3 separate regions of the Homo sapiens genome follow, and regions 2 and 3 are each linked to region 1. The links are chromatin contacts, found by Hi-C or POLR2A ChIA-PET in ENCODE. All regions are on one chromosome and are shown on one strand. Each heading gives the region's core, a stretch centred on a gene start or an enhancer-like site at or near the end of the contact. The rest is flanking DNA. Distances are from core to core; before and after follow the strand shown. Region 1 has its middle 250 kb from the start of MIR4791. Region 2 holds the start of SGO1 (shugoshin 1). Region 3 overlaps KAT2B (lysine acetyltransferase 2B).

Evidence for each region. A loop is a pair of places that touch in the nucleus more often than their neighbours do. ChIA-PET counts read pairs that join two places held with the same protein, here RNA polymerase II (POLR2A). Pooled maps may share reads with other maps.
Region 2: a pooled map shows a loop between it and region 1 (4-fold over the local background). The contact joins the promoter of SGO1 here to the enhancer-like site in region 1. A Hi-C loop is called at or near these places in 2 of 37 single-sample maps with no recorded cell type and 2 of 50 pooled maps. POLR2A ChIA-PET finds 5 or more read pairs at or near these places in 2 of 52 experiments (MCF 10A and OCI-LY7).
Region 3: a loop to region 1 is called in a map with no recorded cell type, with 8 times the contacts of the local background. The contact joins two enhancer-like sites. A Hi-C loop is called at or near these places in 3 of 37 single-sample maps with no recorded cell type and 4 of 50 pooled maps.

Annotation. Positions count from the first base shown.
Region 1 is chr3:19,558,049-19,561,934 of GRCh38, reverse strand. No RefSeq gene overlaps it. Among named protein-coding and RNA genes, the nearest start is that of MIR4791, 250 kb to the right of the region's middle. Within about 2 kb of position 2,059, at least 3 of the 41 ENCODE cell types and tissues checked have a DNase peak (open chromatin) inside an H3K27ac peak, as active enhancers do; they include OCI-LY7, where a contact is called at or near this core.
Region 2 is chr3:20,184,298-20,188,183 of GRCh38, reverse strand. SGO1 (shugoshin 1) reads left to right here and starts at 1,978. Exons shown (of 8, transcript NM_001199251.3): 1 at 1,978-2,236. It overlaps SGO1-AS1 (SGO1 antisense RNA 1), which reads right to left. Exons shown (of 4, transcript NR_132785.1): 4 at 2,069-2,209. RefSeq lists enhancers at 1,501-1,560, 1,581-2,260.
Region 3 is chr3:20,125,646-20,129,531 of GRCh38, reverse strand. It overlaps KAT2B (lysine acetyltransferase 2B), which reads right to left. Exons shown (of 18, transcript NM_003884.5): 10 at 3,419-3,627; 11 at 1,983-2,109. Among named protein-coding and RNA genes, the nearest start is that of MIR3135A, 10 kb to the left of the region's middle. RefSeq lists an enhancer at 3,432-3,511. Within about 2 kb of position 2,636, at least 5 of the 41 ENCODE cell types and tissues checked have a DNase peak (open chromatin) inside an H3K27ac peak, as active enhancers do.

The DNA.
Region 1 (3,886 bases), core at 810-3,309:
AAGCTAGGTTTTCCCCATGGTCTTGTTCATAATACTAACTCAAAAAATCTTTGATTGAGTGGAATTTATAAAATTTTAAATGTTTGGGATTTAATTAAAACTATCGTACTAGTGTCTGTGACTACTATAATAAATTACCACAAACTTGGTGACTTAAAGGAAGAGAAATTTATTCCTTCACAGTTCTGGAAGCCAAAAGTCCAAAATCAGTATCAGTGGCCCCAAATCAAGCTGGGCTGCACTCTTTCTGGAAGTCCTAGGGGAGAATCCTTTTCTTACTGCTTCCAGCTTCTGTGGCTGCCAGCATTCCTTGGCATGTGGCTTCATCACTCCAATCTCTGTCTGCCTCTGCCTTCGCATTTTCTGTGTGTAATCTCCTTTTTCCTCTTTCTTATAAGGACTCTTATTGCATTTTAGGTCCCACCTGAATAGTCCAGGATAAGACCCTTAATCACAACTGCAAATATCCTTTTTCCATTTGCAACTTCCTGGGATTAGATGTGGTATGTTTGAGGATATTATCCTACCAACTATAGGTAACTAGCGTCTATCTGAGGAACCATATACTAGGGAACTTCACAATTTTTTTTTTAACATTGAATCTGTTTCCCTATTTGAAAAAGTCCAGGGTAAAAGATAGTCTCTGTGTTGACAGGATTCAGTAGTAAGAAATGAAGAATATATATATATATAAAACACATAGTATATATTTAAAGTAATATATATTATTTTAAAAATCATATTTATTGAGATATAATTTATATACAATAAAGTATAATCCTTTTAAGTGTTTTGATAAATTTTGGTAAATTTATTCCCATATAAACACCATTGCGATTAATATACAGAACATTTTATCATGCCACAAAAGTCCCTTGTGTTTGTCCCTAGTCAGTCCTCTCCTCTCTTTACCTTGGTTCCAGGCAATCACTGATCTGCTTTTTGTCTTTATAGATTAGATTTGTTTTTTTCTAGAGTTCTATATACATGTCATCACATAGTATGCTTCTTCCGCTCAGCATAATGCTTTTGAGATCCATCTATGTTGTTGCGTATATTAATAGATTATTTCTTTTATTGCTGAACAGTATTTTGTTCATCCATTCCTCTGTTGATGGGCATGTGGGATGTTTCCAGTTTGAGACTGTGATGAATAAAGCTATGATGAGCATTTGTATACAGTTTTTATGTGTGGATATATTTTTTGTTTGACATATGTTCCTTCTTTAGAATCCATCTCCCCATTTAATTTTCCATGACTTTAGAGAGCCATCCCTTAAAATGTACAGACATGAACAAACTTGGCAATAAATGTGGTGACAGTTTTTGTAGGACTTCCTGCCTTTCCTGTTTCTATAATAGAGACAGAGCAGCCACTTCAAAGACTCCTACTTTTCTTTCAGTTAGGATTTAATCCTTTCAACTAACCAAGCAGACAGTAATTCCATTGAGAAAACAAAAGAAATTGGAAGGGATATGAGAGCTTGGAAGTATAAGCAAGTAATTATTTGATTCAATCAGAGGAAGAACCAATCTTAATGGGGATATTGCTGGCTAAATTAAACTGCAGGGAATCAAACATGAATCTAACTTGAAATGTAACCGACTTTGTAAGCCACAGAAAGTTCACGCTCCATTAGTGTACTTTGTTCTCTCTTGCCATAGAACTCTTAGAAGAGCCCCTAGACAGATGGTGTTAATATGGAACCATTGATCAATCATATGATTGTTTCTTTTTCTCATGACACAGGTGATTTTACAATGATTTGGAATATCAACAGTCAATGAATTCACACATACGCTGTATCTCAGTGGTTGTGAGAATATCTGAGGTTAATTCTAACCTAGCTCCTAACTTTTGTTCTAACCCAGAGAAAGGTACTGAATACATTAAGGTTCCTTTGAGAAGAGAAAGGTAGAACTGAATATTTTAGCTGCTGTGGCAACAGGTGCCATTTACATCTGGTAGTTTTATTCTCAGAGAAAAGAAAACTGAGCAGAACTAAAACTGAGAAATGAAACTCGGTCACAGAAATGGGAACAAGATAGAAGGAGGGAAGTAAAATATGTGGTCCCAAGACCTCTGGCTCAACCTCTGTGCAGAGGATTTAATAGCAATAAAGCCAGAATTCCCAGTGTGGGGAATTTTCATTTCCACCATTAATTATATCTGCATACTGAGTTACAGCTAAGAAATTTTGAGGTATTCTAAAACAGTGTTCTCATTCAATTTCCCCTGACAGATAAAAGATAGAAACTTATATTAAATATAAACAACAGGTATCTTTCTATGTTCCCAATAGTAACATATTGGACTGTGAGAGTTAATACAACTGTCTAAATAGATCACTATTAAAAACACAGACTTTGAGAAACGGGCTATAATTCTTTGGTAATTGTGTAAATATATAACTAATTATTTTTCTTCTTTCAAGTGGCTATGTCAAAAAATTAGTGCTTTCTTCTATTGCCTTTCTCCTTTCATTTCCCACCACTTTCTGCATTTACTTTTTTCCTTTGTATTCAAGTATGGCTGAACGCTGGGTCCAAAACTGCTTTCAGGTTTTGGGGAAACTTTGATTCTATGTACATCATTTCAAGCTCTTTAAGAAGCCTAGAAGTTCTGGATATTGATAATGGTCCTTTAGTCCATTCTGCTGAGTCAGAACCTGGAGAGTCAGAGGAAACTAGAGATTAGATCTCCTTTACCTAGAATGGCAGGTCCATACAGATTTCAGATGGCCTTGCAGAATACAAAGTTAACCCTGAGTTCTACTGGAAGATATATTATCTTACAAAGTAGTAAATATGGCAAATATAGAGAACATAATTTAGAGATTGGTTTGGTGTCAACAACATTTCTGAATCTTGACACGGTTCCTATGATACAAAACATCTGATCCCAGCTTTTTATTCATTGATGCATTCATTCCCTCATTTATTCACTTGTTTAACTACACAAATATTTAGTAATTTCTGTGTTCTTTATGGATATAATAGTGAGAAAAATAGACAAAGTGCCTGCTCTCAAAGAGTTTACAGTGTGATGAAAAAAGAAACATTGATTGATAAAATACGTAGTTACATTTTTAATTTAAATCCTTTGAAAAAAGCTCACGGTGTTATAAGAGTATAAATCTTAAATGGTGACATTTGGCCTGGGACCTGAAGGCTGAATTGCCAGATGTATCTTATTAAAATTTCCAGTTTCATATTGAAATTGTAGTAGAATCTAGTCTGCACCCAGGTTGTGAAAAACAATAATTTTATGCAGAAGAGAATAAAGAAGGATTATAGTACCTGCCTTTTGATATCTAAACTTAAGAGGGCATCCCAGCAGTTCTTACATCTTTTAAGATTCGATGCCATCCCCATCAAGCTACCAATGACTTTCTTCACAGAATTGGAAAAAACGACTTTAAAGTTCATATGGAACTGAAAAAGAGCCCGCATCACCAAGTCAATCCTAAGCCAAAAGAACAAAGCTGGAGGCATCATGCTACCTGACTTCAAACTATACTACAAGGCTACAGTAATCAAAACAGCATGGTACTGGTACCAAAACAGAGATATAGACCAATGGAACAGAACAGAGCCCTCAGAAATAATGCCACATGTCTACAACCCTCTGATCTTCGACAAACCTGACAAAAACAAGAAATGGGGAAAGGATTCCCTATTTAACAAATGGTGCTGGGAAAACTGGCTAGCCAATATGGAGAAAGCTTAAACTGTATTCCTTCCTTACACCTTATACACACATTAATTCAAGATGGAGTAAAGACTTAAATGTTAGACCTAAAACCATAAAAACCCTAGAAGAAAACCTAGGCAATACCATTCAGGACATAGGCATGGGCAAGGACTTCATGTCTAAAACACCAAA
Region 2 (3,886 bases), core at 729-3,228, 630 kb before region 1:
GGTTGCAGTGAGCTAAGATGATGTCACTGCACTCCAACCTGGGAGACACAGCAAAACTCCGTCTCAAAGAAAATAATAATAATTTCAAGAGGGCAAGGGTGAGCCCTTCTGAGCACTTTGTACTTAGGTCCCTAACTACAAAATAAGTGGTTCATGGAGGCCATTTAGTGCGCATCCTGAACATTGTATGACATGGGGCAAGAAACAGTGACAGACACACACATTGCATGAATCACATCTGCTCACAAGATTGCTCCATTGTCTCATCAGACATCACTTACAAAACATAAGTTCAAATATAAACTCCTAAGCATTTCAAGACGGCAACAGCAGAGCATTAAACCAAATGTACAGCCCTTCTAAGCACCGGTTGCCTGCTCATGAAGCTGGCCCTATTCTCTGCTCTCATGTTCCACTTCATAATTTTCTGACCTCAAACAACAAAAAACCTCTCTGCCCATTCCTTCTTGATGCTTCTACACATATAAGCCACATTGCCCAGTGGCAGTAAACTGAGGGTTAATGGAGTTGGTCTGGTTAACTTGGAAAACGAGGGAGTTGTTGGCTGGAGAAGGGTGTTTCAGCCTCTTCCACTCAAGCCAGGATGGGTACCCAGACTAGAGCAAGCATGTGTTAGCTACCTTTAAAAAACAACAACACACCTTCATAAAGAATGCCTAGATTCAAAACATTTGTTTCGTTTTCATTTATTTGTTCCTTTATTGTCCCAGTGAATATTTACTACTTACTTCAAATTGCAACGAGATGCTGACAATTTAGCTATGAACAAAGCAGATGTAGTTCCTGCCCTTATTCAACTTCAAGAAACAGGCAATGAACGACAAGTCAGTGTCACAAGGAATACCAAGGGGAAAATGCAGGGCACTAAGAAAGTGTAAAGCAGACACTCAGGGGCTTTAGGGGTAGATAAGTCTTTCTGGAAGAATTCATCTGTACAGTGAAACTTCAGTATACATAGGAGTAAGTTCGGCCAAGGGAAAGAGTGTTCTTGACAGAACAGCATTGGCAAAAGTGGCAAGAATTTTAAGAAAATTAAAGAAAATGTACAAGTGATGGAACCAGGAATCATGGGGCTCTTTAAGGACAAAATATCTTAAAGGAGTTTGAAATTCACCTTAAATGCAATAGGGAGCCATTGTAAAGTTTCCTATTTGATACTTGTTTTGTAAAAATATTAATCTATGAAGAATATAGGGAGTGGAGTCTGCGGTCAGAGTGGGTACTAGTGCAATTTAGGGAATGAGATTAGGCTGGAAGCTGGATTGGGGGGAAAAAGATGGGCATGAGAGAAACTTGGAAAGCAGAGTTGAGAAGATCGTGTGACCGACTGGACGGGCAAAGGTTAAGAGAGGATAAATAATCATTAAGGACGATTTCTCAGGCTTCTAGTCGGTAACTGGATGGATGTTGGTGCCATTTCTCGAGAAGAGTTAAAGAGCCAGAGATAGCCGGCAAAGAGAAACATGGAGCTAGAATTTTCAGGTATCTGCAGTTTCCCTAATACCTTTTTAATCCAGAATTTGCTCCTTGTTTTGGTTTTAATTCCTCTAAAAGCTGCTTCCGTGTTGCAAGCTGGCTGACCGCTTTAACAGGCAACCAAAGAGATTCTTCTCACAAGAGGGAGGCTTTGAGCACAACCCGGGACATTTGAAGCTGTCAGACTGAAGAAACAGGAAGCTTTGAACTACCTATCACACTCGGCCTTAAAGGTTTCGGAGTAACTCCACCCGTAAAATCCCCACGACTCTGATTAGAAAGTCCCGGCGGGTCGCCGAGACCCGACCGCAGGCTCCGCCCCAGGGCCAGGTGGATGCCCGGATGTGGACTTGAGCGAATGTGCGTCACGTGACGTCGCCTGGCGGGGCGGGACTCTGCCTGCGACGGTGGTGTTGGGTGCATCCTGCGCCACGTGACCGCCTCCCAGCCAACCAATGGAGGAGCGAGGCGGAAAATTTCGAATGTGGCGGCGGTAGTTCCAGGCGACGGCGGACGGTGGTACGGTCCTGGAGGGCCCAGTGCGCGGGGCTAGCCGTGGCTGGAGAGCTTCGAAGAGCCTTGAAATGTGAGGAGGAGGAAGATAGCTGTTGCAGAAGTAGTGGCCAAGGTATCGTTCTGGACGCGCCTGCGGCAGGAGGGTCGCCGCGTCCACTTCCGCCAGCCCCACCTCCCCCCGGCCTTCCTGGAGTCCCTGAAAGAGGAAGAAGTAGGTTTTAAGGTGCGAAACAAGGGCGTAGTGATCCCTGTTTGACTTCCCTTCGGTTTTCAGTATCATTCTAAATTCGGTGGCCGAAAGCTCGGGCCGTGGAGTCCCACTCGCCGCGCTTTTCGCCGTTCAGCCACTCGATCTGCGCTTTCAGATGTTCCGGCTTCCATGGAGACCCTAATTTCCTACTTTGCAAAATTGTGTAGATTAAGTGATGTGCAAATAAAGCTTTTACAATAGCTAAAAGCCTGGCTCAACGTAAGGACACAAGAAAATTGACAGCAGTTCTTTGTGCAGCGTGATACCGTTGACGTCCTCCTTGTCCAGGCCATTCTCTTCCTCACTTACCCTGGAGAGGCCGGCACTGACTAGTATCCTACCTGGCTGTCTTCGCAGCAGGACTAATTGGAGAATTATGGACGGAGATCAAATATGCTAGGTTCTTTAAATCCAGAGCGCTTACACGAGTACTGTACAGATTGAGACCGTCATCTCGCGCTGTGGTCTGTCTTTGCTTTCATCCCTTCTGTCTACCACACCCCCTGCTAATAACCATCGCCTTATTTAGACAGGATATAAAACTTTTGATATGGCAAGTTTCTTTTGTGATTTTTAACTTGATTAAAAGTAATAACGAAAGCTTTTTAGGTAAGGCTTTGCCTTTAAAATACCTTAACTAAACTAGATCCGTTACTTAATCTGTATGACTCTCAAACATCTCCAATTCTAACTTAATTGTGTAAAACAACCCCTTTACCGTTCGTGCTTTTAAAAATAGCTACCCTATCTCTGCTAGGAACCTCCCAGTACATATTGTATATACCTTGGTAGAAAGAAAGTTCTTAAGTGGTATCTACAATACCTATATTTAAGATTCCAGACACTGCATAGAGGAAAATAAGGCCTGGAGGAAATACTCAAGATTAAGTGTAAGGTTTAGGAAAATATTTGACTATCGTAGAGGAGATGAAGATATCCTTTGTAGTGAAAATTCTGTGCATAGATTGTTATTGGAAACAAGTCTTTTTTTTTTGCAATTTTAAGATCTGCAAAGTGCAATCTAGCGTAAAAGATGTTTGTGAAAAGTGGTTTGACATGTTTAGTAGCATGCTAAAGCCTACCTGATTTGCAACGTTGAAAGATTAAGTATAGTTATGTATTTAATACTCAACGTTTAACTGTATGTACAACAATATTTAATGTCTGATTTGTTATGTTCATAATTTACTGGGAGTTAACAGCCCTAACTTTTAGCCACAGTTTGAGAATACTAGAGTGTTCCTCTGCCCAAGTTCCTGCTCTAGCTCTGTACTTGTTACAATAGCCTATTAAAATTGTATGTAGTGCTACATAGTTTAAACCTCTAAGGAGTACCTTGACTTTCTTGAGACTGTGTGCATATCATAAGTGATAATTGCGTTTAAAGAGTATGGAAAAATAGTTGAATGACCTAATCTGATGAATTAATCATTAGAGAAGAGCTGGAAAACAAAACCCAAATATATAATTGCCTCAGAACTAATGCTGTAAGCTTAAGCAGTAAAAGTTGGTCCTAAACATTTTCTATAAAAAGTGTAAATAATGCATCAAAATATAATAATAAGCATTTTCAATAGTGTCTGGCATATACCCCACAGTGAGTATTTGTTAAAGAATGAATAA
Region 3 (3,886 bases), core at 1,387-3,886, 570 kb before region 1:
TGGTGGCATGTGCCTATAGTTCCCAGCTACGCATGAGGCTGAGGTGGGAGAATCACTTGAACCCATGAGGCGGTGGTTGCAGTGAGCCAAGATCACACCACTGCACTCCAGCCTGGGCAACAGAGTGTGAACCTGTCTCAAAAAAAAAAAAAAAAAGACAGTACAGAACAAAGAATGTAATGTAAAAGGTCTCCATAATTCTTCGTGACATTGAATGCCTGTTGCAGTTATATTAATACTTTGGATATATGGGTAAAATAAATTTCCAAAATTAATCTCACTGGATTCCACTTGCTTTTTTAAAAATATATACATATAACTACTAGAAAATTTAAAAGCACATAATATGTGTGCTTTTATAACCTCATATTTGCAGGCTGCTTTATATTTCTATTGGACACATTGCTTTAGACCTTCCAATAATTTTTCTCAGCAGCCATCTTAATCATCCGGAGCTGCTAATCTTTAGTCCACCCATGAAAATCCTAAATGAATAACATTCTTTTTTTTTTTTTTTTTTTTTTGAGATGGAGTTTCGCTCTCATTGCCCAGGCTGGAGTGCAGTGCTGTGATCTTGGCTCACTGCAACCTCCGCCTCCCGGGTTCAAGCAATTTTCCTGCCTCAGCCTCCCAAGCAGCTGGGACTACGGGCATGTGCCACCACACCAAGCTAATTTTGTATTTTTAGTAGAGACAGGGTTTTACCACATTGGTCAGGCTGGTCTCAAACTCCTGATCTCAGGAGATCCACCCACCTTGGCCTCCCAAAGTGCTAGGATTACAGGTGTGAGCCACTGCCCAGCCCTAAATGAATAACATTCTAAGGACATGTTTTCTGGTTCCCTTTTCTTAAAAGCAAGAAAGTAGAACAGGACAAGGTATAGATGAGAGCTCTTTCTGTCAATTCAGAGTCTGGTTTATTCTCGCCAGACTGCGACACCAACTGCAATACCAATAAAACATGGACACAGTTCCTGGAAAGGAAGGGACCTAAGCCAAAGACAACTGGGAAGATAAATTAGCAACAAAAAAAAACAAAACAAAACAAAAAGACACTCCAACACATGCCAAACCCTACAGGAATAACTTCTGAAATTTATTCATAAATTTACATGACTTCCCTTATAGAATTTCATGACTTCCCTTAAAGAATTTCCTTAGTCCTTGTTTTCCCTTAGGGACAAGGTCATAAGAAATCTTTCTGAAGTGTAAGCTGCCTAAATCATCTTTCTAATCCACATTAACCATATCCTTTCCAGTAGTTCAGTGTCACTAATTGTGATTACATGTTTGCGTGTATGTGTAAATTAACAATGAACACTGAGATCTATTTTTCAAATATCCCTTCATTTGCTATCGACTACACTTGAGTTACATATTGAACTTGTACAGTATCCTGGTACCTCGCCCCAAAGTCCAACAAAGCCTTGGTACAACCCTACTTGTTGGTAGGTGAAACCACTTACTCTCCTCACACACATACACATACACTCACAGTGAGACAGAGGTCCCCAACCCCTAGACCATTACCAGTCCGTGGCCTGTTAGGGACCGGGCTGCACAGCACGAGGTGAGTGGCAGGCAAGTGAGCATTACCGCCTGAGCTCTGCCTCCTGTCAGATCAGTGGTGGCACTAGACTCTCATAGGAGTGCAAACCCCATTGTGAACTATGCGTGCAAGGGATCTAGGTTGCATGCTCCTTATGAGAATCTAACTAATGCCTGATGATCTGAGCTGGAACAGTTTCATCCCAAAATCATAGCCCTAATCTGACCCGTGGAAAAATTGTCTTCCGTGAAACCAGTCCCTGGTGCCAAAAAGGTTGGAGACCATTGGAGTGAGAGGACTATTCCCAGAAAGTCCTTAACTCCACTTTGAACCTTCTCTGGACATGGCACAGAGAGATCTTCCCAAGCTCTGCAGGCCTTAGTGAGAAGCCCCACATTCTGCTCTTCTTCTAAGACCTTGGGTTTACCCTTACCTTGACTTGCTCATTTGAGGTTACAGCACAGAAGACAATCTCTGTGAATCCTTGAGATGGGAACATACGGAAACAGATACCACCAATAACACGGCCATCTTTAATTAAAGCAAGGGTTTTGTGTTTCCTGAAAGAATAAGATTATGTCAAAGTTTTACCTATCCTAGTTATATAAATATACTTTTTGGGGTGTTCCTTATTAACCAACTAAGAAAGAGGGACATGTCCTAAGTTTCTATAGAAACTTCCTTCATGTAGCCCCTATCTCGCTAGACCATCCTTTTATCTGAACTTTTTAGAGCTAGGTCGCCTGCACAAGATGTCATCAGCACTCCCATCAGAACAAAATACCAGTCACCTAAGAAGTGCCTGAGGTTTACAAATAGAGAACAGAGTATGTGCAGAGGTGCTCTGGAACTGGCACAGCCAGTGCCAAGGAGGGGTCAGGGAGAGCAGGAAGTCATGGACAAACATGGTATGTGTCTCTGAAGAGTTAAGTCTTACTCCAAAATATTACAGAAACATTATGAAAAAGAATTTAAAATTTACATATACAATTTGCAAAATTCCGCATTATGGAATCCTTCCCTCTGTCTAAAGCATCACTCTGAATTGTCACAGGCATGGATCACAGTCCCCATAGGCTACTGGGCTATGTATGTTAAAATAAATTCAATTAGAGAAGTTTAGTTCTTTAGGGTTTCGTGGGTTTTTTTTTTTTTTTTTTTGAAATGGAGTTTCGCTCTGTTGCCCAGGCTGGAGTGCAATGGCACGGTCTCGGCTCACCACAACCTCCGCCTCCTGGGTTCAAGCAATTCTCCTGCCTCAGCCTCCCAAGTAGCCGTGATTACAGGCATGTGTCACCAGGCCTGGCTAATTTTGTATTTTTAGTAGAGACGGGGTTTCTCCATGTTGGTCAGGCTGGTCACAAACTCTCAACCTCAGGTGATCCTCCCACCTCAGCCTCCCAAAATGCTGGGATTACAGGCATGAGCCACCATGCCCGGCCTAGTTTTTTGTTTTTTTTTTTTAAGCAATGGATTTTCAAAGTTAACCTGTCTTATATCCCAATAATTGCCCACAGACCTGGGCAATAATGGCACCTAGTTAAGATACCAAAACCAATATTTTGATTATGAAGAAAGCAGAACATCTTAGTGTTACATTCTCTCACTGCTATAAAGAATGAAGCACAGGAGAGTCATCAGCAATGTAAAATATAAAGTTTCATCATCATTAACAAGAAAATTTGTAAATTGTTGAAAATTACTCTTAGCACTTTCAGACATGAAAATCAGCTTGGTGAAGCTCTGTATCCACAGCAAGACAGGTGCAGTAGTATTCGGTGGATGACTATGGCTGACTTTCACTATCTAAGCAGTTCCTCTTTCATTTAAAAAGGAAATAAGGAAGAAGGAACAGAAAGTACCACTTACGGGTCAAAGACGAGCCGTGTGATGTATTCTTTTGGCATTCGGGGCAGCTGGTGGGAGAAAACGTTCTGTAGGCCAACCAGCCACATCAGGATCTTCTTGTTTGGTTTCTGGTTGAGGGAATTGCCAACCACGTGAAATTCAATTACACCCCTGCGCTCTTCCAACCTTGCCGCCTCATCCCTGGCCGAGTGTGCTGACAGAAAATTGGTCTGAGATGCAAGAGACAGGAAAAAATTACACAGAGCTATTCTCTCAAGACAGTGGGGATGGGACACATCCAAGCTTCTCATCTTTGTTCTAATAAGATACACATTTGTGGATTTTCAGAGTCCTAAATACACATGTGTGCACACATACACACAGAGACACATACACATACAAGTTATGAAGACAAGACAGAAAAGGCAGGTAAAGCATTTTGAGAAATTGGAGTATTATATGTGTACACGGATGATATTCAGTGTAGAT